2 separate regions of the Homo sapiens genome follow, and region 2 is linked to region 1. A link is a loop called in an ENCODE intact Hi-C map of the cell type or tissue named here. Cell type or tissue: PC-9. All regions are shown on one strand. Links, peaks and the distances in the headings refer to the core of each region. The heading gives the core; the rest is flanking DNA. Region 1 has its middle 31 kb from the start of RUNX2-AS1. Region 2 overlaps CLIC5 (chloride intracellular channel 5).

Region 1 (15,221 bases), core at 4,682-12,681:
TGAAAAATTCACTAGAATCCCTCGACAGCAGATTTGAAATAGCAATAGAAGGAATTGGCAAACATGAAGATAAATGAACAGGAATAATCTAAACTGAAGAATAGAAAGAAAATAGCATGACAAAATGTGAACAGAGTTTCAGAGATTTGTGGGACTTTATCAAGCATACGCCATATGTGTAATATGTGTTCCAGAAGGAGAAGCAAGAGAGAAGAGGCAGAAAAAATATTTAAGGAAATAATGGTTTTATAGTTCCAAAATTTGATTTAAAAATTAATTTAAATATCAAAGAAGCTCCACAAACAAGTAGTATGAGAAAAAAAAGCATTATACCTAAACACGTCATAGTCAAACTATTAAAAGATAGAGAAAAACTTGAAAGCAGCAAGAGAAAAGCAACACATTAAGTACACAAGAATAACAATGTGATTAAAGTTGAATTTCTACCACAAACATTGGAAGTTAGAAGGCAATGGATAACATATTCAAATCCTGAAAGAAAAATGTAAACTGAAGTTATTATATTCAAGAAAATTGTCCTTAAAAAATGAAGGTGAATTAAACACTTACCCAGAAAAACAAATATTGAGAGAGTTCATTGCTAACAGACCTGCCTTACAGGAAATATTAAAGGAAATCCTTTAGGCTGAAAGGAAATGACACCAGAGAATAACTTGAATCCACGTGAAGTAACAAAGGACACTGGAAAAGGTAACTATGTAGGTAAATAGAAGAACTGTATTATATATTTTTCTCTTTTCTTCTCATATCAGATTTAAAAGATCATTGTGTAAAACAATATTTATAAAACTGTATTGTTGGGCTTATAACATATAAAGATTTAATGTATATAATAATAGCACAAAGGAAAGGAGATAAAATGGAGCTATATGTATGGGAACAAGTTTTCAATATTGTACTGAAATTCAGTTAGTATTAATCCAAAGTGGATTTTGATAAATTAAGATACATATTGTAATCCCTAGAGTAACCATATGAAAATATTTTTAAAAATAGTTTTAAAAGCCAATAAAGGAATCAAAATGTCATATTAGAAAATACCTATTTGACACAGAAGAATGTAGTAAAGAAAGAACAGATGAATTTAAAAAGCCATGGGATTTATAGAAAACAAATAGAACATGGAAGATGCAAATCCAAGCATATCAGTAGTTGCATTCAAGGCATATGATTTAGACACTTCAATCAAAAGGCAGTGATTATCAGCCTGGAAAAAAAAACAAGATCTAACTATGTGCTACTTTCAAGAAACACAATTTAGATTCAAAGATACAAATAGATTTTTAAAAATGGAAAAAGATACACTGTATAAATAGAAACCATTAGAGAGCTAGAATTGGATCGATTAATGTCAGATGAAATATGCTTTTAGACAAAAAGTATTATTGGAAACAATGAAGGATATTTTGTAATGATAATTAGATCAATTCACCAGGGAGATAAAAAAGTTACAAACTTATGTACACTTAAGAAAACAGTCCCAAAATATATGGAGCAAAAATGGAAAGAATTGAAAGGAGAAACAGATAATTTGACAATAGTTGGAGCATTTAACATCCCACTCTCAATAACTGATAGAATAACTAGACAGAAAATCAGTAAGGATTTAAGAAGACTTGAACACACTATTAACCAACTTGACCTAACCGACATCTATTTCTATAGATGTATAGAAGTCCACCCAACAACAGCAAAATACACATTCTCTTCAAGCATATATGGAAACGTCTCCAGAACAGACTATATCCTAGGTCATAAAGCAAAGTGTCAATGAATTTAAAAGCATTTAAATAATACAAGGCATTTCTCTGAACACAATGGCATTACATTAGAAATTAACAAGAGAAGTAAATGTGGGAGATCTCCAAGTGTTTGGAAATTGAACAACACATCACAAAGGAAATAATAAAATATTTTTAACTGAATGAAAACAGAAGCACATCATCAAAATATATATGATGCAGCTAAAGTGCTTAGAAAGAAAAAATTTTTAAATAACAGTTTTATTGATATATACTTCACATACTGTATAATTCATCCTTTTAAAGTGTACAGTTCAACAGCTTTTACTGTATTCACCAAGTTTTGCAACTATCATCAGTCATTTCAGAACATTTTCATTATTTCAAAAGAAACCCTATACCCATTACCAGTCACTGCCTATTGCCTCCTTCCCCCATTCCTTTGCAAATACGAATCTAATTTTTATTGCTATGCATTGCTTATTTTGGACATTTAATATAAATTGAATCATTCAGTATGTGGCCTTGTGTGTCTGCCTCCTTTCACTTAGCATAATGTTTTCAAAGTTCATCCATGTTGTAGCATCTATAAGTATATCAATCCTTTTCATGGCTTAATAATGCATTGTATAGATATACCACTTTTTTTTTAATCCATTCTTTAGTTGATTAACATTTGGGATGTTTCTGCTTTTTGACTATTATGAATAATGCTGCTGTGCACATTCATGTACAGGTTTTTATGTGGATATATGTTTTCAATTATTTGGGGGCATAAACCTACTAGTGAAATTGCTAGGTCATGTGGGAGATCTATGCTTAACCTTTTGAGGAACTGTCAAAAAGTTTTCCAAAGTGACTGCACCATTTTACATACCCACCAGCCATAAAGTATATCTATGAAAATCCCACAGACTCAATGGTGAAATACTTCCTAAAGTAAGAAATAAGAGAAGGATGTTCTCATCACTGCTATTCAGTATTGTGCTGGAAGTTTTAACCAGGGAAATTAGATGAGAACAAGAAATAAAAAGGTAAACCAGATTGGAAAGGAAGAAATAAAACTATCTCCACATGCAGATGAAGTGATTTTGTATACAGAAAATCCTAGGTATTCCACAGAAAAGAATGTTTAGAGCAATGGAACTAGTCCAGTAAAGTTGCAGGATACAATATCAATGTATAAAAATCAGTTGTAATTCTATACACTAGCCATGAATAATCCAAAATAAAATTAAGAAAATAATTCTATTTATAATAGAATCAAAAAAAGAAAGTACTTAGGAATAAATGTAACTAAGGGAGTATAAAGCTTTATAGTAAAAACTATAAAACGTGGATGAAGGAAATTAAAGAAGACATAAAAAAATGGAAAGCCATTTCATGTTCATAGATTAGAAAACTTAATATTGCTAACACGGTGTATTAGTCTGTTCTCATGCTGCTAATAAAGACATACCCCAAACTGGGTAATTTATAAAGAAAAAGAGGTTTAATGGACTCACAGTTCCACATAGCTGGGGAGGTTTCACAATCATGGAGGAAGGCAAAGGAGGAACAAAGGCATGTCTTACATGGTGGCAGGCAAGAGAATGTGTGGCAGGAGAACTGCACTTTATAACGGGCAGATCAGATCTTGTGACACTTATTCACTATCATGAGAACAGCATAGGAAAAACCCACCCCCATGATTCAATTATCTCCCACTGGGTCCCTCCCATGAACATGGGGATTACTGGAGCTACAATTCAAGATGAGATTTGGATGGGGACACAGCCAAACCATATCATGGCTATACTCCCCAAATTTATCTGTAGATTCAATGCTATCTCTATCAAAATTCCAACTGCCTTTCTTGCAGAAATGGAAAAGCTGATCCTTAAGTGTTCCTTGGATTATTGCAAGCCTTTAGTTAATTTAGAGTTCTGAAAAAAATTCATTTTGACATTTTTGCCAACGTTCTCAGCTTTATAGAGGAATTGACTTTCAAACGTCCTTTCTTAAGAGGGTCCATTTCATAAGAGGGAAATTTATAAATTTATGCATCTATATTTGAGAAGAAGAAAGATCTCAGATTAATAATCTTAGTTCATATCTTAAGGTACTAGAGAAAAGAAGAGAAAACTAAGCCCAAAGCAGAGGGAAGGAAATAATACAGATTAGAGTGGAAATGAATGAAGCAGAACACAGAAAAACAAGAGAGAAATTTAAAGAAACCAAAAGTTGATTCTTTGGAAAGATCAACCACACTGACAAAACGGTAGCTAGACTGGCCAAAGAATGAAGAGAGATAAGACACAAATTACCAAATTTAGTGATGACCCTGCAGAAAGTAAAAGGATTAGGAGATACTATGAACAACTTTATGCCAACAAATTAGACAATTTAGTTGAAATTGATAAAATCTTAGAGAGAAATTATACCAAAACCAACTTTTTTTTTTTTTTTTTTTTTTTTTGAGATGCAGTTTTGCTCTTGTTGTCCAGGCTGGAGTGCAGCTGCACTCCAGCCGCACTCGACTCACTGCAACCTCCACTTCCTGGGTTCAAATGATTGTCTCACCTCAGCCTCCCAAGTAGCTAGGATTACAGGATGCGCCACCACACCCAACTAATTTTGTATTTTTAGTAGAGATGGGGTTTCACCATGTTGGCCAGGCCTGGTCTTAAACTCCTGACCTCAGGTGATCCACCCCCTAGGCCTCCCAAAGTGCTGGGATTACAGGCATGAGCCTCCATGCCAGGGCCAAAACCAACTTCTTAGAGAAGAAATAGAAAATCTGAACAGATCTATAACAAGAAATTAAATTTGTAATTAACACTCTTCCAAAAAGAAATATGGTAGGGAAGATGCCTATCAAAGTCTTTGGCATAGAGTTGGCCCCAAATAAATGTGAGTCCATTCCCTCTGGCCCTTTCAGACAATGAGGTATCAAAGCCCTGAGCAAAACTTCTCTCCTCTGTTGAATTCTATGGGGACCTGCTGTACCCACTGATGTAATTTTAAGAGCTAAAAGTTACTTATATGTGGGGAACTCACTTTAGTGCTAATTTTAAATGATAAACGCTAAGATCATGGATCATGCAAACCAAGATATCTTGACCTCAACCAGATTCCATCATGAGCAGGGTCAGTTTTTAATGATACTTACCCACAATAACCTCCACCTCCCCCACCAGCCGACTCAGCACACATCTACCCCGACACATCCCTAACAACACATCCAAACAACCAAACAAAAACTCTTAAATATGGGCGGCTCTTTTTTTTCCAAAGATTGTGATCTGGGAGGGACAAGAAAAGGATCGTATTTCTTTTTTTTTCTTTCTTTCTTTCTTTTTGTTTTTTGGAGACAGAGTTTCGCCCTTGTTGCCCAGGCTGGAGTGCAGTGGCACAATTTCGGCTCACCGCAACCTCCGCCTCCCGGGTTCAAGCTATTCTCCTGCCTCAACCTCCCGAGTAGCTGGGATTACAGGCATGTGCCACCAGGACCGGCTAATTTTGTATTTTTTTTAGTAGAGACGGGGTTTCTCCATGTTGGTCAGGCTGGTCTCGAATGCCCGACCTCAGGTGATCCTCCCGCCTCGGCCTCCCAAAGTGCTGGGATTACAGGCGTGAGCCACTGCACCTGGCCGGGAAGGATGGTATTTCTAGTTGACAGATGAAGAAACTGAAGCAGAGAGTCAAAGATATTATGACACTATGGGAGGTACAGCGACTACTTAAACAGTTATCTTAGTTTTCCAATTAGTACAACAGAGAAAAGAGACAAAGGACCTAGGGTCTAGGTCCAGCTTGCTGTTGATTTTTGTCAAACTGTTTCTTTCTCTAGGTCTCAATTTCCTCATTTTAAAAACAAGACACTAGTCCTTGAACTACTGTGAGGACTGCTATGAAGAGCAGTGTCTGATCCTGGCCTGAAGGCATGCTGTGTTTCTTGTTCGTATTCTTCTAAGTGAAGCTGATTCAAGGGAGGTTTGCTGTGATTGTGTAATTGTCTGTCTGAGAATGGGCATTACAATTAGAAAAGAAAAGAAATATTTATATCAATGAGCTAAATCCCCAACTTAGGAAGTTAGGGGAAATACAAGAGTAAAGATAAAGAAAGTAGAGAGAGGGGAGAAGTAATAGTATCAGAAGGGATTAATGAAACAGAAACAAAGATTCAACTGAGGATTGTCGAAAGCCAAAAGCTTGTTCTTTAAAGACTACTGGATATCTGCAGAAAAATTAAGCATGAACAAACCATGAAAAAAAGGACAACTATAAACATAAGAGTTTAAAATTATTGGGATAACTTAAATAACCTTATACCATAAAGTTGAAAATTTAAGTGGACAATTTCCTATTAAAGCATATTACCAAAATTGACTCAGAAATAATACAAAACCCCAATTGACCTATAACTATTGAAAAAATTAAAAGGAGGTCTCTTCTAGCCCTAGTGGTCTATGAAAACTTCCTTTCCTCTCTCGCTTTCTCTGTCCCTCTCTTCTTCTACTTCTCTGTCTGTCTCCGACTCTGTCTCCCTCCTTCTGTCTCTCTGTCTCTCTCTGTCTGTCTCCCTCTCTCTTTGCGTGAGTGTTTTGAACATGCAGAATCAACGCTAGAATAGTTTCTACTTGGAGTGACTATCTCTGCGTGAGCAAATTAGATGTGTGTTCAGTGGGAAGTGTTATGTCTAATGCCCTCTAAAGAGCAGGCAGTTGTGTGTGGGGGGGATTTCTTTTAGGATTGGTGCTATTGCAGGGTGTGGGTGTGGGAGTGATGGCCTCGCTGAAGTTTTCATTTGAGGCAGGCAGAGCTCCTGTTAGTTCCTAGCTCCTGAAATGTAGTAGAGGGAAGAGCAGTGGGGAGGGGCCGTGGGGCAGAGTTTTATGTGTACCTCTGAGGTGTGCACAAGAAGGCAAGGACAACAGGTTGGGGACAGAGTCTGAAACCTCTCAACTTCTACCCCACTGCTGCAGGCTCAGCAAGGATGAACATATTCTGCACCTGGCTTCACACTATGTGGCTGGCCAGCTTTTCTCAGGCCAGTCATTTTCTGTAGAAAGGCATACTTGGGAGAGTTTTGTTTAGGGTAAGATGCCACAGTCGAACCAAATGGCCATGTGTACGGCTGGCCCTTTAGAGACTTTCTGCTCTGTGCAGGGATGAAGCGGGAGGTGGGAGGGAATCCTGTGAGGTGCTGAATCCAGGTTTTCCCTTGTGGAATTAGGGAGAAGATTATACATAACCCCTTCACCTCATCTCACCCCCTCTCCAGGAGACTGTAGGTGCCTGAAATGCTGAAATTAACTTTTGTTTCTTAAGTTGTATTCCCTAATAAAACAAAACAAAACAAAACAAAAACTACTTTCTGATAACATATTTTTACAGGAAAGAAGGAGGTTTAATTAACCAGATGCTGTGCCCCTTCAGTGAGGTTGGGACTGATTGGGAAGTTAGCCACAAAAGGGACATGAGTACAGGTGTCAAGGAGCACTTCATTGTTTAGGGGAGGACTGTCCCCAAAAAGCTTCCTGCTCACTGAAATGCTCCCAGGAAAGTGGCTTGCTGAAAATGGATCATAGACATGTTTTAATCCAACTGCTGTTTTTCAGGTTAAGCAAGATAGGTTTCATTTGATTGCTTTTTGCATTTTCTTTTTTATCTTAGATAAAGGGTGTGCCTGGTTTTTCTGCTGCGAACAATGGCCTGATTGTTAGAAGTCTTGCTTACATGTATATATGTGTGTGTGTTTTGCCATGACTCCTGTGTTTTGGAAGTCTTTGGGGACAGATGATATTTATGAATGATGTCCCAAGGGTATAATCAGTATGACTCATTCTTGGAACCAGTTTTATCCGTTAAGGGGTGCCAGCTGCACCCAGTTCACAACTGAACATACTCGAAACATCTTCCCGCACTAACCTACTCCTGGTTTGGGGTCAGAAGGACATATTCTAGTAGCTTTTCTACTTCTCCAGGGGTTTAATTTCCCATGACGGGGTCCTGGGGACTTTCTGTTAAGAATTTTGACAAGGTGAAAACTGTTACATAGTTGAGAATGAAATTGTGTTTCAGGATTTCAGAAAACACCCCCACAGGAAATTTTATGAATTTCATCATAATAGCAGTCATAAAGAATCCTATTTATTCTCTGTCATTCTTTAAGTAATTCAGAAGAATGTCCTGATGTTATCGTCTCTGAATTTATAGGACACCAGTGAGGCTGGCAGGGTGGATTTCATCATCTCTTTTATTCTGCCTCTTACCCTCCCAACAAGTCACCTTGAAAACGGGGGTTACTGAGGCACACATTGGTCATAGGATGTTCAAAAACCACTACAATAAGGCAGGGTCAGAATTAGAGACCACGTTTTGGTTTCCGGGTTAGAAAGCTTTCATTTTAAATTCCACTCCTATCTAGTCAAGCCGGAGTTCCTGATGGCATCTGAGACTTAATTTGAGATGTTGAGGTGTGTCCTGCCATGACCTTTACTGAGGGCTGGCTTTCAACAAATCTGATTGGCTCACTTCTCCTCAACCCAGCATCACCTCATCTCAAAGGCATTTTCAGTTCTCTAGGAGGCACCTGTTGCTCCTTGTGCTTTGCTTTCTTGGCTTTTCCCATAGATGGCGGTCCCGGAGCACGCGGATCAGCCCAGTCGTGGTTCTCTGTCTCCCCTGCCATGTTTTCTGGTGTCTTCATGACCACAAATTATTGGATCCTGGGAAATTGCCCTGTTTTCACTTTGTTCACCCATTTTGCCAAATCAGACATGTGACCAGTCTGTGGATTAGGTAGGCAATGCCCTCCCTTTTTTTTTTTTTTTAACCCATCTTTGAAATAGCTGTCTGACCTCGTCTCTGGGAGAGAAGACATGTGGAGTGTGGAAACACACTTCAACCTGCACATCTGGCGGAAGAACAAGAGTGGAATTCCTGGATCAGTTTCTTGGTTTGTGGTCTCTGGGGATTGCTCGTTGAGTAACTCCACATCACATCACTTCACAGATAAGGAAGATGTCATCCCCATGGCATCTCTGATTTCGGCACACGCTTCAGAAAACCCCCAGCAACTCATCTAGAACATGATGTTTTAAGCTGCTATAATCACCAGCCAACTTTGAACATGTGCCATGCACATGACGGCCTTCCTTCTTGCCTGTGAAGCTTGAGTATGAGTCTGCCTTAGTGCACTCCCTTTGTCCAGCTCCTATTGAAGGTGTCAGTGCTGGACCCTGGGATGCAGTCCTGAGCCATAGTGCCTGCAGGATGGAATTCTTCTGGCAGGCCCGGGCTGTGGACCTAGTACAACACCAGGACTTCCTGGAACAGGCACTGAGTGGAGGTCAAGAGCCCTTGGTTCGTTCCTCCCCTGGCACAATTTGTGAGATGTTAGGCATGTCCCCTCTCTGGGGCTAAGTGTCCTTAACAGCCAAATGGGAATAATTAATACTTGTCTTACATGAGGCTGGGAAGGATCTTGACTATTTTGGAAAATGGTGTCAGGATTCAACTGAGCCAGGCTGGAACAATAGATCAAATGGGCTAACAAGCTAAAGTTTAATGGGGAGAGATTTAATGTCCCAGTCATGGGCTCAGAAACAACTGTACCAGTCAGGAATGGGGAGGAGCTGAATAGGCAGGAGCACATGAGGGTGAGTGTTGGACGTTGCAGTTAATGGCAACACAGAAATGAGGACTCTGGAAACTCCAAGTGCAAACAGGCTGCATTAGTAGAAATGCAGTTCTCAAAACAAGGAGGTAATAGTCACATTGGCTAGACTAGTGCTGAAGAACTGGGCTGGATTTGGGACCCCACCTTAAGAGGGCAATGAGGTCCCAGGGTGTATCTGGGGAAGACTAACCAGCATGGTGACAAGTATGAAAGCCTGGGGCATCCAGGGATCAGCAGACAGACTTGAAAATGTTCTTTTCCTTCCTGGAAAGGGTTCATTTAGCAGGATCTGATCGCTGCCCAGAGAACCAACCTATGACAAAAAAGCAGGAAAGCAGTTTTTTGTTGTGGTTGTTCAGACTGGTCCCCCAGCTTTTAACCTTGTCTCCTGACAGCAGCCAGAGAAATTCTTATTAAATATAGCATACATTCACATGGTTCAAAACCCAACCAACCAACCAAACCAACCCACCAACTAACCAACCAAATAAATAAATACATAAATAATGAACCAACTAACCAACCAACCAACCTAACTAACAAAAAGCATAAAGACAAATACAGGACAAAGCCTCCCTCCCACCCTTGTACTCTAGTAGGGACAGTTTGTGATGGTCCTTAAGAGTGTAGTCTCTGAAAGCTGTGCTGCCTCAGTTTGTCCCAGTCCTGCTACTTCTTAGCTGTGTGGCCTTTGGCAAGTTACTTAACTTCTCTGAACCTTAGCTTCCTCATCTGAAAAATGGGGATAATAATGGTACTTATCTAATAGGATCGTTGTGAGAATTAAATGAGTACATCCACATAAAGTACTTAGAACAGTTGCTGGCATACAATCAATTTCACAAATGTCTTAGCTCTCATTTTTCTCTGCTTAGTTCTCCCCTTTCTCCAGTATTCAACCATTATTTTTATATTTCATCTGTATTTTATCAGAGTTTTAAAATGCATATATTATATATGCAAATGTGAACGTCAATTCTTATTTTTCTTATTTTTTAAGTTCCAAAGCTAGTATATTAGACATATTGTTCAGCACCTGGCCTTTTTTTTTTTTTTAACTTGATAGTATATCTTGGAGATTTTTCCACATCAGTACAGAGAGAACTTCCTCATTCTTTTTCACAGCTGTACATATAAGGAAGAAGTTTCTAACAATTAGAGCTTGTTTTAAAATAAAACTCTGTCAGAGGAAGCATTCAGGTGAGGAATAGACAGCCACTTCTCAGGTACGATGGAGTAGAGATTTATGTGTCAGTAAGGCAGTCAGGCTAGAATATTTCTACTGTTCCTCCAACTGAGATTTCTTGATCCTATGTTAAGTTTTCCAAAGAATCACAGAAGAATTAAAACCTGTCTAGAAACAGTACTGTTGCTTTGTTTATCTGACTGGATTCTGACCTGGGGCTCAGCCAGCACTGGGTGAGGGGGACTTTAAAGAGGCCCTCTTGCAGGGCCCATCTGTGCCATCTTAGAAAGCAGGTGGCTCTGAGACAAGGTCCAGGTTGTCCTCTAACCCCACCTAAAGCTAACCTGGCCCAGGTATTATTACCTGGAGGGAAGAAGGACTCTGCTGCAGGGAGACCTCGAGCCACCCGTTGGCAGGCATAGTCTCATTGAAATGTGTTTTCATAGGACACTGAGTTTATCCCTCATTTCTCAGCCTGGAACTCACCATTGCAGGTACAACTTCAGTGGAGACCAGCATGACTGAGCTTCCAACAGGCAGCAATGACTCCAGGGCTCTTCTACTACCTGCCCTTTCTGAGTGTTGAATTAGAAGGGAGGTGAGAGATTAGCTCGGCTTCCCTCTACCAGCAGGCCAATAACCAGAGGGTAAAGGTCTCCAACTTTGAACATGTGCCATGCACATGCAGAAGGTAAGTGATTGCAGGAGATTGTCCATGTGGTGGTAAGGTCCCCCAAGCTTCAACAGAGCCTGAAATGTCCTTTCTAGACATGAAGCATTTTGAGTTTTTTTATTCTGCCAGTCTATAAAAAATCCAGGTCTTTTTGAAAGAAATAGCACAAGTATTTTTTAAGCACGAATTTTTCAACCTGAGTAGCTGAGAATAGAGCTCCTCACTGGGCACTCGGACAAGGAAGCAAGACGGAGTCCACATGGGAATGGGGCATGAGAGGTGGGAAGGTTATTGGGGTCTGGCCCTGGCTTGGGCCAGATGGGACCAGATTCTAAATGGATTCACTCTTGTTTACTTGTTAGGATTCTTAGCAGAGTCTTTGCTGCAGCAGCAGTGCTTAATGGGGGAGGTGGGGGAGAGGCAGGCATGAGACTCCCTCCCACAATCTCCATAAATACAGGGAAAGCCATGGTGAATCTTGATTATACACTGTCTATTGAAAGCTCCCCAAGGAGAGGGGCTATGCTTTATACTTTTTTGAAGTATAATTTACAATAAACTACAAATTTTTAATGTGTACAATTTAAAAAGTTTTGACATGTATATCTACCCTTGAAACCATCACCACAATCAAGCTAATGAACATATCCATCACCCCAAAAGGGTTCCTTGTGGCCTTTTATAATTTCTCCCTCCTGGTCCTCCTTGATTCCTCCTTCATCCCTAAACAATCACTGATCTGCTTTCTGTCACTATAGATTAGTTTGCCTTTTCTAGGATTTTATATAACTGGAATCACAGAATAAGTATTATTTTTTGGTCTGGCTTCTTTCACTCAGTGTAATTATTCAGAGATTCAACTATGTTGTTACATCTATATAGTTCATTCCTCTTTACTGCTGAGTATTATTCCACTGGACAGGTATTTGACACCTGTTTATTCATTCACCCATTGACAAACACTTTGGTCGTTTTCAGTTTTGGGCTATTACAAACGAAGCTGCAATCAGCATTCATGTACAAGTCTTTCTGTGGACATACACTTGCATCTTTCTTAGGTAAATACCTACAAGTGGAATGAATTATGTGGTAGTTGTGTATTTTTTTGTATTTAACTTTTTAAGAAAGTGTCAAACTACTTTTCAAAGTGGTTGTACTATTGTACCTTCCCACCCAGCATTGTATGAGAGCTTCAGTTCCTCCATATCCTTGTCAACACTTGTTATGGTCAGTCTTTTTAATTTTAGACATGCTAATAAGTATCTAATAGTTAGTGGTATCTGATTATGATTTTAAGTTGCATTGTGTCCTTAATGTACATTTTCCTAATAAGGACTGGCACCTTTTCATCTGTGTATCTTCTTTGGTGAGGTGTCTTTTAAAATCATTTGCCCAATTTCATATTGGGTTGTTTGCTTTGTTATCATTTAGTTCTGAGAGTTCTTTGTATATTCTAGACACAGGTCTTTTTTTCAAATCAGCTATGTGACTTACAGATATTTCCTTCTAGTCTGTGGCTTGTTTTATCCATTTTGTAATGGTATCTTTTGAAGAGCAAAATTTCTTAATTTTGATAAAGTCCAATTTATAATTTTTCTTCTTGTATGGATGTGCTTTTGGTATCATATCTAAGAAATCTTTGCCTAACCACAAAATCACAAGTATTTTTCCCATTTTTTTCTTCAAAAGTTTTAAAGTTTTAGGTCTATAAGCCATTTTGAGTTAATTTTAGTATATGGTTTGAAGAATGGATGGAATTCCATTTTTTGGCATGTGAGTATCTAATTGTTCCAGCAACATTTATGGGGAAGAATTTCCTTTCTCCTCTAAAAAGCTTTTGCACCTATTTCAGAAATCAATTGGCCATGTATTTGTGGGGCTATTTCTTTTGTAAGCTTGAACCCTACTCTGTCATAGCCCCAGCTCAGGGCCAGCACATGGCACGTGTTTAATAACAGCTCGGGGATATAACTTGACTCCAGCTGTTTTCAGGAGTTTCTCATTAGATGCAGTTTAGTGCTGCTGGTTTTAGGGACAGTAATGCAGTGAGGAAGTCAGATGGCGTGAACGAGCAGCAGTGTTCTGTTAGTGCTGCGCCAGCACATGCTGGTTCTTGTTCACAGTGCACCCAATCGTCAGCACTAAATAAATCAGGGTCAGCCTGAGTTCCTGAAAGACTCTATGGGAATAAACCTTCCCACCAAGCCAGCAAGTTTCAGAAACCACGCCTCCAGCTTGAGAAACGTGGGATTAAATCATCAAAAATGCCGTCTCTAGCAAAAGTCCCTTGATCTCTGTTAACTCTCCATAGCAGTGCTGTTCAGTAGAAAGCAAATGTAAGCCATATATATAATTTAAAATTTTCTAGTAGATGTATTTTATTTTTTATTTACTTGTTTTTTTGAGACAGGGTTTCACTCTGTTGCTCAGGCTGGAGTGCAGCGGCATAATTATGGTTCACTGTAGCCTCGACCTCCTGGGCTCAAGTGATCCTCCCACCTCAGCCTCCCAAGTAACTGGGACCACAGGCATGCACCGCCATGCCTGGCTAATTTTTTATTTTTTGTAGAGACGGGGTCTCCGTATGTTGCCCAGGCTGAACTCCTGGGCTCAAATGATCCTTCTGCCTTGGACTTCCAAAGTGCTGGGATTACAGATGTGAGCCACCTCACCCGGTCAATGTATTTTAAAAAGTAAAAATAAGCAGATGAAATTAATTTTATAATATATTTTTAAACTCAGCATATATAAAATATTATCATCTTCATAATTAGTTGATATAAAATTATTCATTAGATATTTTATATATTTTTGAACTAAGCCTTCAAAAATCTGGTGTGTGGTTTATAGTTATAGCACATCTCAATTGAAACTACCCACACTTTAAGTGCTCAGCAACAACTTGTGGCTAGTGGCTGCCGTATTGGAGAGCACCACTTTTAATCACGCATCACATTTCTTGCTTTAACACTTCCCCTTTCTTAAAATCTTTATTGAATGGGAAAGTCCTTCCCTCTGGACATCAGCTTCTCTTCTCCACCATAACCTCTCCTGTTGCAGAAAGCCAAAATCAGAGGAGGGGGAGGAGAAGCAAAACATCTTGAAGATGGAAAAGATTAAAACAAAATCTGCTGGGCATGGTGGCTCAGGCCTGTAATCCCAGCTCTTAGGGAGGCAGAGGATAGCTTGAGCCCAGGAGTTCGAGACCTGCCTGGGCAATATAGTGAGACTCGGTTCTCTACAAAAAGGAAAACAAAAACATAAAAACAAAACCTAAGTTCAGGTAAAACAAAAGCTCATGAGTCAGGTTGTATTTACACAGCAAGATGAGTAAGAGGTGATGAGGAGGGCTCAGTGGTGCAATGGAGTTGGCTGATGCTGGCTCCACAAAAGCTTAAACTTTTCAGGAATTTTGCAAGCCAGTTGTTAAATACAGACATTAATAAGAATTAAGTTATACAAACTTTCCACTGAACAAATTATATTGAAAACATACAAAATATTCAAAACTCACCATATCCAAATTCTGTTACTGCATTTCACTATTATCTATGCTTTTGAGGTTATTGATGGCTATTCCATCTGAATGGTGGAAATACTATATGATTTCATACTCTTGAGCATCTCTTCCCGACTTGGTGTCATAGCTTGAAATTGGTAGGGGTATTTACACCACAGGAAATGGTAAATGCTAAAAGCCAGGGCTTTCATCCAAGATTTGCCAGATGCTAACCCTTCACCAGCACACCCCTAGGAAAGCTCCAGGAGGTGTGAACTCATTGAGATGAGGGATGCCTGACACATTATAAATGTTGAATAAATGGTTGTTATGATTACAGTGATTGAAAGTCTGAATAAATCCTATCCCTGTCCCTTTTCCCTGTCCCCACTCACAAGAGGATGCTTTTGTGTAAAACAGCCTGCATTGTTCCT
Region 2 (15,221 bases), core at 3,767-11,766, 310 kb after region 1:
TCAGCCCCATCCCCAGACTCTGGTTTAGAGCCTGACACTGAGATAATGGAAGTCGATCCTGCTGTTCATTCCAGTAGATACAAGGCGGACACTGCCTTCTGGAGGCAAAGCCAAGAGGGCTGTACTCTTGTTCAGATTTTCCCAAGTGTGCCTTGTTAGCCACTCCTCTCATAACCCACTTTTTGTCTTTTCATAGAAGGCCTTTTGTTTGAGACAATGGAAAGACACCAGCCCAAGATAAATCAATTGAACACTTACTGGAATGTTTGAAAACTGCCTGGAGGTTGGGCATAGTTTCTCAATACTTTCTTCTCCCTGGTGTGGCATTTGAACTACTTCATCATCTGCTTTGTGTTTCCAGTTTGGGAGAACAGAGTAAGCAGGGCTGGGAAAATGCAGTATATTCCTTAATAATTGTCTAGACTGTGATGGGATTGCAAGGCTATTCAAAGGCAATGGCAGAGGGTGGGTACTAAACAATGCTTATTATGCTTTTCTCCCTGAAGCACTTGTGATTTATTTGTTTGCTTGCTCAATCCCTCTACCCCTTTCATTCCTGGAGATTACAGCAAAATCTTGATTATAATGAAGAAAGGAAGAATCAAATACTGGGCCTGTCAAAATTTGACCAACTAATATCATCTGAGGGAAAGAGTCATACGATAGGAGATGAGACATTGCAGGTTCTAATCTCAAATGGCCCTGGAGACCTGAGTGGGCTGTTGCACAAGTCTGTGCCCATGTCACCAGGTCTGGGAAATATCATGAAATTTGGTGAAAAGCCTAGAGCAGTGATTGAAGTTCCTTGGGAAGATAGTTCTTTATATCCCTCCGGTAATTCCTCGAGATGGAAGGCATCAAGTCTGGTGACAGGAATCATTGTTGATTCATGTTGCAACTGTGACATTCCATGGAGCTTTCCAAGTCAGCACATTCTGGAAGGCACCCTCTGTGTATCAGTCTCCTCACTTGGGTTTGTGTATTTTTGACCAGGAATGTGAGGGCTGCAGTTGGTAACAGCCGTGGTAGAGGAAGAGGAGACAAGGCAACAGGGAAAGGACTGCAAGGCCTGGGACTAAACTGTGTTTAAATCTCAAGGCCGCCCAGGGTGAATTCACTGGGAAGCTGCTGAGCCTTAAGCTTCAAGGTGTCTTGCTTTCCTGGGTCCCTTCCAAGCGCTTGGATCTGATTTCAAGAATTCTGTATTGGTACTTATTGTATTGCCTTAAGGCTTCATAAATCCCACAAATGTCGTTGATCCTGGCACTTACATGTGACCTTGGACAAGTTCCTCTACTTCACTGAGTTTCTGCTTTCTCATCTCAATAACGGGACTAAGGATCCTTCACCCTGTTAAGACCACTGCTGGGGTTAACTCAGATAATGCAGGGAAAGCACCTAATACAGTGCCTGGCCAATACGAGGACATCAATTAATGGTAGTTGTTGCTATTGCCTTACCAAACGTGGGGTCCTCCTGTTCTCTGTTCCTTGCCCCATACTCTTGGTCAATATATTCCTGAATATCCCAAGGTGCAGTGGAGAATGGGTGATTTTAAGAAGCTCCAAATTTGTGGCCAACTCCCTGGAGAGGAAAATCAATAGCCTGGAGATTTGCTTCCCTTACTTATTTAGTATACAGCCAAAGCCCTGTTCCTTATACTCCCTTGGGATGCTCCTTGGTGATAAGCTGTGTTGAAAGGCACACCCATAGCAAAATAGACACAACATGCCTGTGTGCTGAAACACTACCATATTATCGGATAGCAAATGGCAGTACCCACTATACGCTCTGCCAATTCTTTTCCTCCCACCTGCCAACTCATTCCTCTGACCCTGGCTCAATCTGCCATCCATAGAATTTAATGATCTCTTTTGACTGATGGTACACAGGTCATGAAACTATTTGAACTTTCTGCTCTGGTAGGAACAAGGGGGATGTGAAAGAAACTAGAGCAACAAAAAGATGTTAATTCTTTGTGTTTAATTCCTCGTAAATATTTGATATCCTCACTCCACATAATTACTCTGAGTAGTTAGATGGGGGTATCCCTCCAACTACAGCAAGTGAGCCTAGGGTTGGGGCACCCAAGACGCAGGATCACTAACATCCCAGGGACTTGATAGATACCCAGTGTTTTAACTGCTTTCTTCCCCTCTCCGCCTCTGCTCCCCATACAGATTTATTCTGTACCACACACAAATGCACTGGGTAAAATATGTGATGAGGAAACAAGGGGAATAGTTCATAAATATTCTGAGCCATATGCAAACAATCTTAGATTTATTTTTCTCTTTTTTAAGGAGGAAAAAAAATCCACCCATTCCATGATCACTTCCAGATTCATTGAGGTTGATATTACATAAGACCCAATATTGTTTTCTCGTCGTAGAGAAATAATGACTTGGAAACAGCAATTTGAGCTAAGAAAATAATATATTCTTACCAGGGCATGGAGGCTGAATGGGGACTGGGGAGCCAAGACTCTAACCCAGCCTCCAACAAGTTCTTGCAAGAACAGCTCAGCCCTGGTTTGCTGGCAAACTCAGTGCAGCACAGGTCCTGATGAGCATAAGGCAAAGCAGACTCCTGGGGCTCAAAATTCACATGGAGAGGAGCAGATATCAAAGGTGGTCTTTGAAAGAATGAGAACAGCTCTGTGGGCCCAGGTGGCTGCACGCTCAACTTCTCATATATGGTTTTTCTCTTGTATGTGTGTTGCAGCAAAATAAAAACCAGGAACCCACCTGTGACCGTTGTCTGTAGATTGGATGGGTGTCTGTTCAACTCTCCATGGAGAAGGAGGTTGTGGTTATTGGGCACTGGCCTGGGCCGAGTACCCTCTGCCCTATCTTGTTCCTTTTATTGCCCTAGTCCCATACCTTAGCACCAGCAAGGAAATACACTCACTGAATTCCCGCAGTGAGCTAGGGATGTTTATGCAACTACCATTTAAACACACAATGAGGCTATTGAGATGGAAAATATTATTCATCGTCATTCAACAGATGAAGAAACTGAGTCTTAGACTTACCCAGGGCACATACGCTTATGCAAGCACACACATAGCTGGTCCTTAAACCATTCAAACTACTCCTGGGACGTACAATGGAAATGTGCCTTGCTTTGTTTTCAACTGCTATGGTCTTCCTTACAAGCTCCTAACCTCTGGGTGGTGGAAAAACAACAACAACTTTAATTTCGTCCATTTTGGATTATAACCTAGTCTGATGTAATCATCTAAATAGTCCCCCTAGAGAATTCTGTCTCTTTGCATTGATATGCTCAGTTTCCCAGAGAACCTGCCCCTCCTTGCTCTCCTTCCTGAGTCAGTGGCACTGGGAATTGGGGACTAGGCCCCTGTGACCTCACAGCACTGGGGAGATGGGGTTTCTGGAATCTATGGGTGGAAGGCTTTGGAAAGCGAATACAGGTTCTGCATTTCTTCTGTTTGCTTCCTTCCAGAGTAACCATGGGGATGCTGGGTGGGGGTTACAGGTGGGCTGCTTGCCTCCCTCCACAATCTGGAAGGATACCCAAGCAAAGCACCACACGGAGCTCTTAACATGCTCTAGTTCCCTGACCCTCCCCCCCACCACCTCTCCTTTCTTCTTCATCCCCAACTCCCCTGTGCTAGGAAGGGTGGGCTTTTCTTTTAGTTTTCCCAGGTCAAATGGCCCACCAATCATTGAGCAGAAAGCCTCGCGGCCTTGCTGCATAGCCAGTACAACTGTTTCTACTCTGTGAGTCGAGGCCTCCAGGCAGGGTTTTTGATGGGTAAAAATTGAGAAATAAAAGAGTTTAGAACATCTTAGACAATAGGTTGGGTAAAAGTCTACTGTCTTGTTGAAAATGCTATTTTGAAGATCAAAAGCTGAATATTGAATTCTTTTTTCTGTCTTAGAGTTCCTTTTACAGAAATCCTAATCTCTCTGAGGTCAATGAATGCCTAGGGCAGATTAGAATCACGTACTCAGAGTGACAGAGAGAAAAAAATGTTCAATCGATTAGCTCTATTATAATTTAGGTGCAAAGCCCAGGATTTAAGCGCAGGGCTATTAGATTCTAAAACATAAACTCCTTCTACTCTGCAAGGCCACTTCTGGGTGCAAGGACTGTCCCATCACTCCTTGGGTATTCACGTGGCCTGACAGGTGCTGCAAAATGTTCTCATTCCCCTGACAAAAGAGGATGGGGTTCCCCTCATGACTCCCCCATGCCTTACCTTCCAACTAATTTGGTAACATATTTGTGTTCTGCTACCAGTGCTTGATTTCAGATATAATTCTTAGTACTTTCAGCGACCGTGATGAGGTCAAGAAGGAGTTTTCTCTGAGTAGAGGGGCAACCATGACCCATCACATCACTTTTCAACTCTGCCTGTACTAGGGGCCAGTGCTGTCACACGGGCTGTGTGACAATGAAACATCTGGTCAAAAAGTGAGAAATCCATTTGGATTTTTCCTAGGAGGAAAGAAATATCTAGATATTGAGAAATACCTGGAGCACTGAATGAAGTTTTTACTTTTCATCTTCTCATTTGAGATCATGTTGATATAACCAAAGGGTGCAAAAAAAGTACAGTGGTGGTTTGAGAAAGACCATGGCAGACGGAGATGTCTCTGGCCATCACATATTTTTGAAGAGAAAATACAAAGATGGCCACACTTGTTGACATTTGATAGTTTAAAACGTGAATGGTAACGTGATGGAAACAAAAAATAATAATAAGAAGAATATCACCACTTACTCATCTGTTGGAAGAAGAAGCCTTTCTTTCCACAGGCAGCTAGGACAAGAGGAAGAGACACTGAGAGAGATCAGATGGACTAGGCCAAAGATCCAGGAGCAAGCGGGATGTAGGAGCCCCAGCAGGGCCCAGGAGGATTGGGAGGGTGAGGAAAAGGGCAGGTGCAGGCCAAGCAGGCAGAAATGTAGATGCTGCTATAACGAGCTCAATTTTGAGGAGAGGCAAAGATATTCTAAGGGGATTTTGAGGATGTTCAGCTCTGTGATGGGCAGTGTAACCAATCCCCTCCCCCACCAGAAAACTTTACATAAAGATCTGCATTCATCTTTCAGGTTTTAGAAATGAGTCATGTAGCTTTTTTCTCAGTTGCCAAAGTCCTTAAAGAAAGAGAACAGTAGCCCAGTTACAGTTAGGTTATATGAGTATGAATGACCACACAAAGGCAAAATTATAAAGCAGGTGGAAACTGGGGTTTTCTCATCCGCAGTGACCTTTCTAGGACTCATGGCAGGTAAGGGGGGGCTGATTTTCAGGTCCCTTTGTCTTTTAAATAATGTCTACACCAGATTCTTAGACCACATGAAGTCAGAAATGGCAGCAAGGTTTTAGAAGATGGGAAGGGGACTTTCTATCAGGTCTGATGGGACGCTCTCTGCTGTGCCTGGGCCCTCTGGCTATGTTTGCATGTCACTGGTTTCATCAAGGAAGAAACAGAGAATCTGGGTCGAGTATGTCGGGGAGCCATGGCTTCTGATAACAAACACAGTAGCAGAGCAGCACATTCACTCTGCCATAAGAGATTTGGGTTTGAATCCTCAGTTATGCTTGTTCACAGGTTCACATCATCTAGTGTCTGGTGCAGAGTGAGACTTGATTAAAGTTAACTGCTATTATTATTATTACAGCTATAGAACTTGGGTTTATGAGAGGATGAAGGGGAAGAAGACACCGAGAGAAAGATGAGAGAAGAGATAGCTCAAGGCAGAAATTCAGTGTCTGAAGTGAAGTTTATCTGAACATCCTAGCATGTTCCAGGTCCAAGGAGAATCCTGGAGAGCTTGCAGGATGAAGCTTGCTCTTGACTTTCCTAACATGTTAGGGATCTAAAGTTGCCTGGAAGCATCTCTTTGGGTTTGGCTTTGCTCTCTCCAGGCCACATGGGTGTGTCACATTTTCTTAGTTTGACAGTTTAGAGAGTTCATGTCCACCTTTGGCACTGAACCAAGAACACTGGACTTGGCCTCATAGCCAGAGAGGAGGATGTTGTCAAATTGGCCCTGGGTGTGAACAACCCAGGGGCTCACATGGGGGAGGCAATTCCCAGGCCTCCGTTTCTAGGCACTGCTAAAAACAGGAAAGGCAGAAAGACAAACAGCGGTTTATGAGAAAGCAAAATGCAATGGCAACTTCAACAGATTCCCCACTGTTCCCTCGTGTGGCGTCAGCTGGGCTACAGAGAGTGTGCAGCACGTGGTGCCATGGGTATTATTTGTTTGTTCTAGAAAGAATTTCAGCCTCAGAGGGGAGGATGAATTAAATGACAAGCTCCTATAGTTCTTTCCAGTAAGAAGCCAGTAAATGATTCTTTATTTGAAAGATAGCGTTTAAGTCTTACAATTATGGTGGGTTGGGATATAGGACACTGTTGGTTGCCCACCCTCCTCTGTGGTGGGGAGAATGGGGTGTTTTCTGATGTATTTCCAAGGAATTCAGAAACTTTCTTAAGGAAGACACAGATTCTCCACATAGCTGCTTCCCCAAGCTCTATAGGGGATTCTTATAAAGAAGCATCTTTTTATTTAATACAGCTCCACAAATCACCCTTATATTTGGCGTATGTTCAGAAGTATTAGTACAACAACAAAATGCATATTTTTTTTAAAGGCAAGAGACTTTGGCCAGTATTTGGCTATGTTTAAAACACCAGCATGGTAAACATTTAGGACAACTTTAGCATGCCTTTAGTATAATATTTTCTTAAAGTATGAAGGGAGGTAGGGACTCCAGATCCAAATAATTTTCTAAACCTCTTAAAAGCCACAGTAGATTTGAAGAGAAAGATTATCACTTAGGTCTTCGAATTAAGTTTCCTTTTGTGTACTCATCTGTAGCATGTAAGCTGCCTGAATGTTTATTTATCAACAGGAGAAGGGAGGAAGAGAGAGAGAGAGAAAGAGAGAGAGATAGAGAGAGAGAGAGAGAGAGAGACTGACTGAATGTGGGAGGAAGCTGCAGAGCTAGCGAGCTCAGGAGTGATCAGGGGAGAAGTTCTGGTTAGGGAACCCGGCCCAGACTTTAGCCATGGGGCAGTGGCGACACCTTCTGGCTTATCCCTGAGCAAACAAACAAACAAACAAAAAACTCCCCAAAAACCTATTGTGTATTTTCCACAGAGAACATGTACGTGTGTTTTCTATTAGACTTTCCAGAAACTCATAAATGATTGTAGAACCCATCGTGCTAATAGAAAGTACGGCATAAATGCTGACGGAAGCTATTAATGCTGATTGTAGTTTATGTGGCCAAATGAATCAGGCTGAAATCTGTGAGTTTTTTTATGGTTACTTTATAACAGGTTATTTTTAAGTATCAGGCCATAGATTAGGTTTAATGCGGATGCTCACACACTTAGAATGAGCTGGTTAAGAGAGATTCTAACTTTATCAGTCATCCGTTCCAGCGTTTAGACCTAGAGATTTTTCTCAATTCTCCCTCCCCCAAAACACTTAGGCTGAAGTACATTCACCACATTTTGTCTTGTTTCATCCTCAAATAGCCACATCTTTTACATAAGAGCCATTCACAAACTTAAAAACTGCCTCTGTGCCACTGCAATGCTAGACTGAAATAATTACTGGATTTGGTGATTCTGTGAATATCCTACAAATTCTCTTCCAGTTGCCCATTCTTTTATTTGTTAAACAGGCATCTATTCGGTGCCCACTGTGGGCCAACTTTGTGCCCCTTTCCCCACATGGATTGCTGGGTGAGGACCCTGATGGGGAAGGTGGGAAGTGTTGAGTATATTTAAGGAAATACACATGGTAGTCATTCATTGAGTATTCATCGGATCGTGAACTGATTTGATCACCATTTCCTAAATGACACACTCTTGTTTAATTCAGCACTACATACATATTAAATAGTGGATTATATTAAATGTTAATATACGCAAGTCAAGAGCACAGATCATGGGACCAGCTGCCTGGGCTGGGGTCCTGACCCTGACACATACTAGCTTGGGCAGGTTGCTTAACCGGTGCTTGTTTCCTTCTCTGCAAAGTGGAGATCATAACATGGCATACCTTAGAGGGTTGCTGGGAGCAATAATTGAGTCATCACCTGCAGAGGGCTTAGTACAGTGCCCGGCATGCTGTAAGCAGTTGTTATGTACAATGTGTATGTGCAACGCATGATGATGCTGATGTATGAGAAACAAAGCATACAAAAAAAGCAACAAAAAATTCTTAGAGCTGCAAGAAAAAAGTGGCTCTTGCCTCTGGCTCTGCTCAGTAAACATCGTGCTTGACTCATCCTCTGCCCTGAAATGCTGACATGAACAGGGATATTCAGCTGTTCCTTTCATTCTGACTCTACAGCCAGAACCACAGTCCCCCAGCCGAAAGCCTTCATCATAACAGATGTGAAATGGGGCAACCTTAAAGGTTGGGGGTGACTGATACTTACACAGAATTCCCCAGATATGCTACAAGTACACCTGGACCTCCCTCCCCCTTGCTCAGAGCAGTTCCCTGGATACCCTAATGTGCCCCAGCAAAAATTACAGTTTGTGGGGAGAAGCTACCCATTGGATGTTTGAGTTGCACAGCTTTTACTACATGAGTCTTGCATCTCCTAAAGTTTGAAGTGTGTAGCAAATTAAATGTGCAATTTTATACTTCTGTTTCCTGAAATCTAGTAGGGGGTAAATGACTCAGATTTTTCCAGCACCAAAGGAGAATTTAAAATAGTGTGTCCTTTTTGGCAATGGCTAGGACAGGTATTTTCACCAGAGAGAGAAAAAATATCACCTTAACTTGAAAGTGAATATATAAGAATTGAATATACAAGAATTCAGTCTCCTTTTATTTGTTACTAGTAGAAGACAGAGCCCATATATATATATATTTTCAGGGTAGCAATGTGCCCTATCAAAAATACTCATCTTCCTAGATTCCCAGAATTTCAGCTACAGAAGGCCAAATAACCAAGTTCTGGCTAAAGAGATATCGGTAGAAATTAATCAATGGGCTTCTGGGAAAGATAAGATAGATGCGGCTGGCATTGTCTGGAATGCGGATGTGATGTTTGGGGGTGGAGCAACCATCCTGTGAAACAAGAATGAAAGTCACACACGAAAGATGGAGAATTAGGAGCTCTAAGCAGCAGCTCAATTCTCGACTTCTTTCAGCAACTACATTTGCCTGGAACTCTCTACTCTCTGGACTTCTTGTCATGTGAGAAAAGCAAATTCCTCTTAAGAAGTAAACATTTATCAAGAGTGCTTAGAACAGGGCATGGTTCATAGTAAAATGCTATATAGGTTTTGCTAATAAAATACATGTTTGCTTTAGCCACTGTAGTCAGGCTTCTATTACAAACAGCCAAACACAACATTTGCCAATATACATAGGTATTGCCAACATGCCAACATGTCATTATTCCGCTTTTTTTTTTTTTTTTTGAGATAGAGTCTCGCTCTGTCACCCAGGCTGGAATGCAATGGTGCGATCTCAGCTCACTGCAAACTCCATCTCCCTGGCTCAAGCAATTCTTCTGCCTCAGCCTCCCAAGTAGCTGGGACTACAGGCGCGTGCCACCACGCCTGGCTAATTTTTGTATTTTTAGTAGAGACTGGGTTTCACCATATTGGCCAGGCTGGTCTTGAACTCCTGACCTCGTGATCCGCCTGCCCTGGCCTCCCAAAGTGCTGAGATTACAGGCATGAGCCGTCGCGCTCAGCCTCATTATTTCACTTTTATTCTAGCACCTTGCACAGCGTATGGTACTGAATAAGTATTTGTTGAAAGAATAAGCCGTTCAGTGGGGTTTGAGGAAAGATGAAGGACCCTAAAATCATGTGACTCTATTTATATACTTATGTAATAAGCTTTAACTCTGTAGAGGAACAACAGTTCCCTTTCTTTGTATAATAGTAGCCCTTGGTCTTTTGAGGATAGATGAAGGGATTCAATTAGTTTGGCCTGAGATACCCTCCCACAGAGTCCCAGCCACTTTGTTATCAGAGCCAAGAGAGAAGCATAGGTTAGCATCAACCTCTCTGCCAAACGACTCAGGTAGGACTGAGGCAGTTTCAGACCTGGGCAAAATGTTGAGTAAAACTCATCTTAGGGTCCCCACAATGGAAACAGAACATGGATAACTATCATTGCAAACATCAGTGGGCATGAGACCATCAGAGTTAGAGCTGAGTGCAGGAGGTCTGAGAAATCACGTGGCTCAACCCTCCCCTCCCCAGAATGTTCTGGAAGGGAAGAGGTTCTAGACACTAGCACAGAGAAACATATATACACACACACACATACACACACACACACACATATATACATACATATACATATATATATATATATTTTATTTTTTTTATTTTTTTTGAAATGGAGTCTCGCTCTGTCACCCAGGCTGGAGTGCAGTGGTGTGATCTCGGCTCACTGCAAGCTCCACCTCCTGGGTTCATGGCATTCTCCTGCCTCAGCCTCCCGAGTAGCTGGGACTACAGGCACCCGCCACCACACCCGGCTAAATTTTTTTTTTTTTTGTATTTTTAGTAGAGATGGGGTTTCACCATATTGGCCAGGCTGGTCTTGAACTCCTGACCTTGTGATCCGCCCCCCTCGGCTTCCCAAAGTGCTGGGATTATAGGCATGAGCCACCGCGCCCGGCCAGAGAAACGTATTTTATTTACCTTGATCCAGATCATTAAATGCTTTGTCCACCAGGGGTCTTAGAAAAATAATTTGACCTCTGGCTGCTAGCTGAAAAAAGTCTAGAATTTAGCCTTCTGTGTTTTCTCTTTTGACTCTTGGTGAAGTATCACTTTTAACACCAAATAGAATTTCCCTTGAATGTGGTTATAAAAATAATGGTGAAAAGAAAAATCCCACTTCAGCGAAGCCCGCCAGCACACTGGCCATCCTAGTGAGGAGAGCTGCTCAGGTTCTTGCATTCTTTTATTGATTGGTTCTAAGTGAGATTATTCACCATGAAGCTTGATATCATATAACAGAGGCTACAAAAGCATTGTATGTTCTCACGTCAAAGACAATGCTAGTCACAGAACATCATAGGATTTAAATGGGGACTGGGAAGTTTTAAATAAATACAGTCAGAGCATAGGGGAGTCTGCAACATGGGGACAGATTTAAAAGGTGAGGTTCCACAGCGGGGACAGGAAGTGGCTGGAGGACGTGCCCGTGGCTCTGATGAGGCCCCGTCATCATCTCCCAAGCAAAGGCATAGACAAGGTAGAGGTGTGTTGAAGTGTTTGTATACTTTTTTTTCTCTCATTTAACAAATATTGATGGACCATCTGCCCTGGGTCAGATGCTGAGCTGGGGTCTGGGGTGACAATGATGAAGGAGGCACACCCAGCATGCTTCCTCACAGAGACAGCTGCTCAGAACCCTGTTTCTCACAGCACAGCCCTGGACCAACAGTGTCCGAATCGCCTGGGAGCTCTCAGGCCTTGCCCCAGATCCACTACCTCAATATCTGCTTCGTAACAAGACCCTGTGGGAAACCAGGATATGCCACCCCCAAAATAGGAAGGATTGTTGAGATGAAGACAATTCAGAAGAAACAGAGGCAGTAAAGCTCTCTGCCCTCCCTCTATTTGTCTAAAAGCAGGACGTAGATTTACAAAGACAAAACGTATCTTGCCTCCCCCCTTCTACCAGGGAGAACCACTGAAAACAACTTAAGACGCTTATGCTCCTGGAGATGGCCCTGCAGGAATCTACATTGAACAAGCTTTGCTAACTGGCCTTTATCTGCCATTCATTTGCTATCCCCCGAAGTTGCTGCCCCTAGAGACTCAAAGTGTTTTTTCCCTTGTCACATCTCTAAAAGTTTACTGTCCTTTGATGAGGATGCTGTGAAACTAGAATTCAAAGCCATCTCTTTGAGAACTCCTCATTATAGAAAATATACATGTTAATAAACTTCTGCTTGTTTTTCTCTTGTTAATCTGTCTTTTGTTACAGGGGTCCCTTCCAACTAAGAACCTATGGGGGTTATTCTTCCTCTAAAACCCCCACGGGATTCAAATGTATTCGCAAGGTAGAAAATGGTCTGGCTAACAAGAGGAATGAAAAGAAGTGCTGCTTTATGCTTAAGCCTTAAGTCTGTGCCTGTCTTAACTCATGAGGCTACTCCGGCTCAGCCTGGAAACAAGCTTGAGATGGGGTGGAGTGCCTTCCTGCAAGACGGCGCTGGAGCAGGATTTGAAAGAAAGCCTGGGGTTTTAAAGCCAAAGTTCCATGTAGCAACTTTTTCCCAACAAATTACCCTCTCTAAACTGCTGATAAAGTCAGAATACCAGACTAGATTTAATCCCTGGTTTTAGTTCTTATGTCTTTGCAACACTAGTTGGTAGCAAAAGATGTTTAAAAGCTGAGAAATGCTGAAGCTTTTGCTAGAAGGTTCAGTGCACCACCTGGATTTCACATCTTGTCATTTTCAGCCCCAGCTCTACCAAAAATGAGGGAATCTGTTCTACAGGTTAACTTATCCAGAGATATTCTCCCCTAAAGGTCAGCAGAAACTTGGAAAAAGTTTCCTCAAAGCTACGTCCTAACCACAGACAAGGGGTTATGAATGTAGTAATTGTATAAACCAACTGTGATACTTTCAACCTACACACACACAATGAAATGTAGACACACACACCCATGGACACACTATTGTACTTCTGTGGTCTGCATATCCTGTGCTTAGTGGGATATTGTGTCCCATCATGAATATATTGTGTCCCATCATGAATATAATTTTGCATGTAAGCACTTTCTTTTAGATTAATTGAAATGAGCCTGTCTAAGGAGGTATGTGATGGCCTTTGCCAGTACATAAGAACATCAGAACACACACGAAGTGCATAAGTGTGTGTGTGTGTGTGTGTGTGTGTGTAGAGAGAGAGAGATTGAGAAACGTATTTGGTTCCTATGTGTAGACTGCACAAAGACAAGAGGTGTTGGTTGCATAGGATGAGGTAACGGTAGGAAGAGGTGAAAGAACATTTAACTCATGTGCAAATCAGTTATTTAACGTTCCTTTATTCCCCAGGTCTTGATCTGCATCCAGGCCAGGCCAGGAGAACTCATTCTGGTCAGACAGCGGGAAATTCCACCACATGGAATGGTGTTGGTGGTCTCCGCTCTACTCCAGTCCAGGAGCCCACACAGCAAAATTCCACTAATGAATGCGCCCACCCACGCAGGGCCCAGCTCTCCCCACCCCCTTCTCCCCATGCCTGCCCCATTCAACAGGCCACGCCACCACCAACCGCCTTCCTTACAACTGCCCAAGGATTCGTTTCAGGAGCAAGATTTGTTAAATTATAAATTGGAAGCATCCACCTCAATAATGAACCAAATCAAAGACCCTCTGGAGGAATCCCTCAGGCAGCTCATGGGAGGGACCAGAGGAAGCATTTGCCCACTCCTCTCCCTCCTGCCCTCAGCCCCAAGGACCCTCCATGAGGGAGGAGACGAGGACATGCAAGTGCAGAGCCCACCAGACCTCCGAGGTGGGTCCCACCGAGCCTAGGTTATTTGTTTTTCCTTACAAGAATGCTAGTCAAAGCAAAACTTTAACCCAACAAACCAACAAACAAAATACCCCTAGTTGGCTATTTGCACACAGGGGTTGCCAAGGAAGGCAGCCTGAAGGGTCCCTTTGTGACCAGAGGCGTTTTTGAAAGGAGACAGCAATGGCTGCTTTATGAGGAAGTGGTGAGACGGTCACATGTTATCCGCATTGCTGTGGAGGTCGGCCTGACCACCCAGGAGCCTTCACCAAGATGGCCTGATAACAGCCCACCGTGGGGCTCCCAGGCCTCTGCAGCGGTCTTCCTGGGACCCAACTGTCCTCCAAAAGAACTGCTTCCAACAGAGTAGACATGGAGCCCCACGGCCACCTAAGTGACTCTGTTTCTGAGCATGCTACAGGGTAATTAGGTTTCACATTCCTGCTGCTTTTTACACACGGCCTTAGCTTTCTCATCAGGCCTGTGGCAGAGCACAAGGCAGAATGAGAAGGGGGGTGCCGCATCCATCCCCTGGATGGCCAGGCCCTCCAGACAGGGCCACTGTGACACGGGGGCTGGGGGCTGGGAGGGAGGAAGGGGAGAAGGCATGAAGCGCCTTATGATTGAAGTGGCTTGGAATAATAAATATACACACTCTTTTTTAAACGTGGCTCACCACATCCTGGGAATCTGGAAAAAATGCCCCACTTCACTGTCCCTCACCCTCCTCCCCACCTACCCCCCAGCAGCAGTGGCTTTCATGACGCCTGGGGGAAAGCACAGGGCCTTTGATAATAAGGGGCTTGTTAGTTCTAGGCTAACAGCCCTCCCAGGCCGCTCTGAATCCTTTCAAGCACTTTTTTATTTTAGGTCAAGGAAGTTCGTAAATGTAAAGACTCGAGATTGTAGAAGGAGAAGAGGAAAGGGAGAAAGAAGCATTTGGGGGTAGTTGTCATTGGGAGGGGCAGCCAGGGACCTCCTATGGTAGATCCGTCAGGCCTGGTGGACATGCCCTTCCCTTGGTGTGGGGGACAGATAATGGAAGGTGGCTTTGAGCCTTGAAGAAGACCTAGCCTTGTTTGAACCGTCTAAGCTTTGGCTTAGATAAAACTGAATCTTTGTATAGGAAGACCCTTTCGAATCCACAGGCCTTGAATAAATCACATCAGCTGGCTCTGGCGACGATTCCTCTGCCTGCCAGAAGAGGGCAGCACATGCTTCCTCATTACAGGGAAAGCTGGGCTGCCCAGTCCAAAGGGTGGACACTAGGTATGGAGGCGGGGGGAGCACTGTGAAATTAATAGCAGCAGCAGCAACAGCAGCAGCAATAGCTATCACATATTGGTGCCTACTGTGTGCCAGGAACTGTCCTAAGTGATTTATATGCATTAATTCATCTAATTAACATGACAAATCTTCAAGAGAGGGTGCTATTACAATCTCCATATTACCGTTGAGGAGGCTGAGGCATACTGAAATTAACAGAACTTGCTATTGTAGCCACGGACTGCCTAAGATTGAGGTCAGCAAATTACAGTCCAAGGACTAAATCCAGTTCACTGCCTACTTTCATGCTGCCCTCAAGCTAAGTATTGTTTTGTGTTTTACATTTTTGCATGGTTGGAAAAAAGTCAAAAGAAGAATAATATTTCATGAAGTGAGAATGATGTGAAATTCAAATTTCAGTGTCCACGAATGATGTTTTAT

The links. A loop is a pair of places that touch in the nucleus more often than their neighbours do. Peaks named below come from ENCODE experiments on the same cell type or tissue, not always from the same donor. Only the 100,000 strongest peaks of a DNase experiment are listed, where the experiment ranks them.
Region 2: it touches region 1 in a loop (13-fold over the local background); 2 of 110 quality-filtered maps call a loop at or near these places.

What each region holds. Positions count from the first base shown.
Region 1 is chr6:45,600,470-45,615,690 of GRCh38, forward strand. No RefSeq gene overlaps it. Among named protein-coding and RNA genes, the nearest start is that of RUNX2-AS1, 31 kb to the left of the region's middle. In PC-9, for the core only: a CTCF peak has its summit at 8,500; DNase peaks (open chromatin) are centred at 7,442, 8,102 and 10,542; H3K4me3 peaks cover 1,462 bases; H3K27ac peaks cover 5,524 bases.
Region 2 is chr6:45,915,901-45,931,121 of GRCh38, forward strand. All of the region lies in intron 4 of CLIC5 (chloride intracellular channel 5), which reads right to left. Among named protein-coding and RNA genes, the nearest start is that of CLIC5, 92 kb to the right of the region's middle. RefSeq lists enhancers at 8,406-8,555, 10,827-11,491, 11,492-12,155. In PC-9, for the core only: CTCF peaks have their summits at 7,059 (motif pointing left) and 7,260; a DNase peak (open chromatin) is centred at 8,081.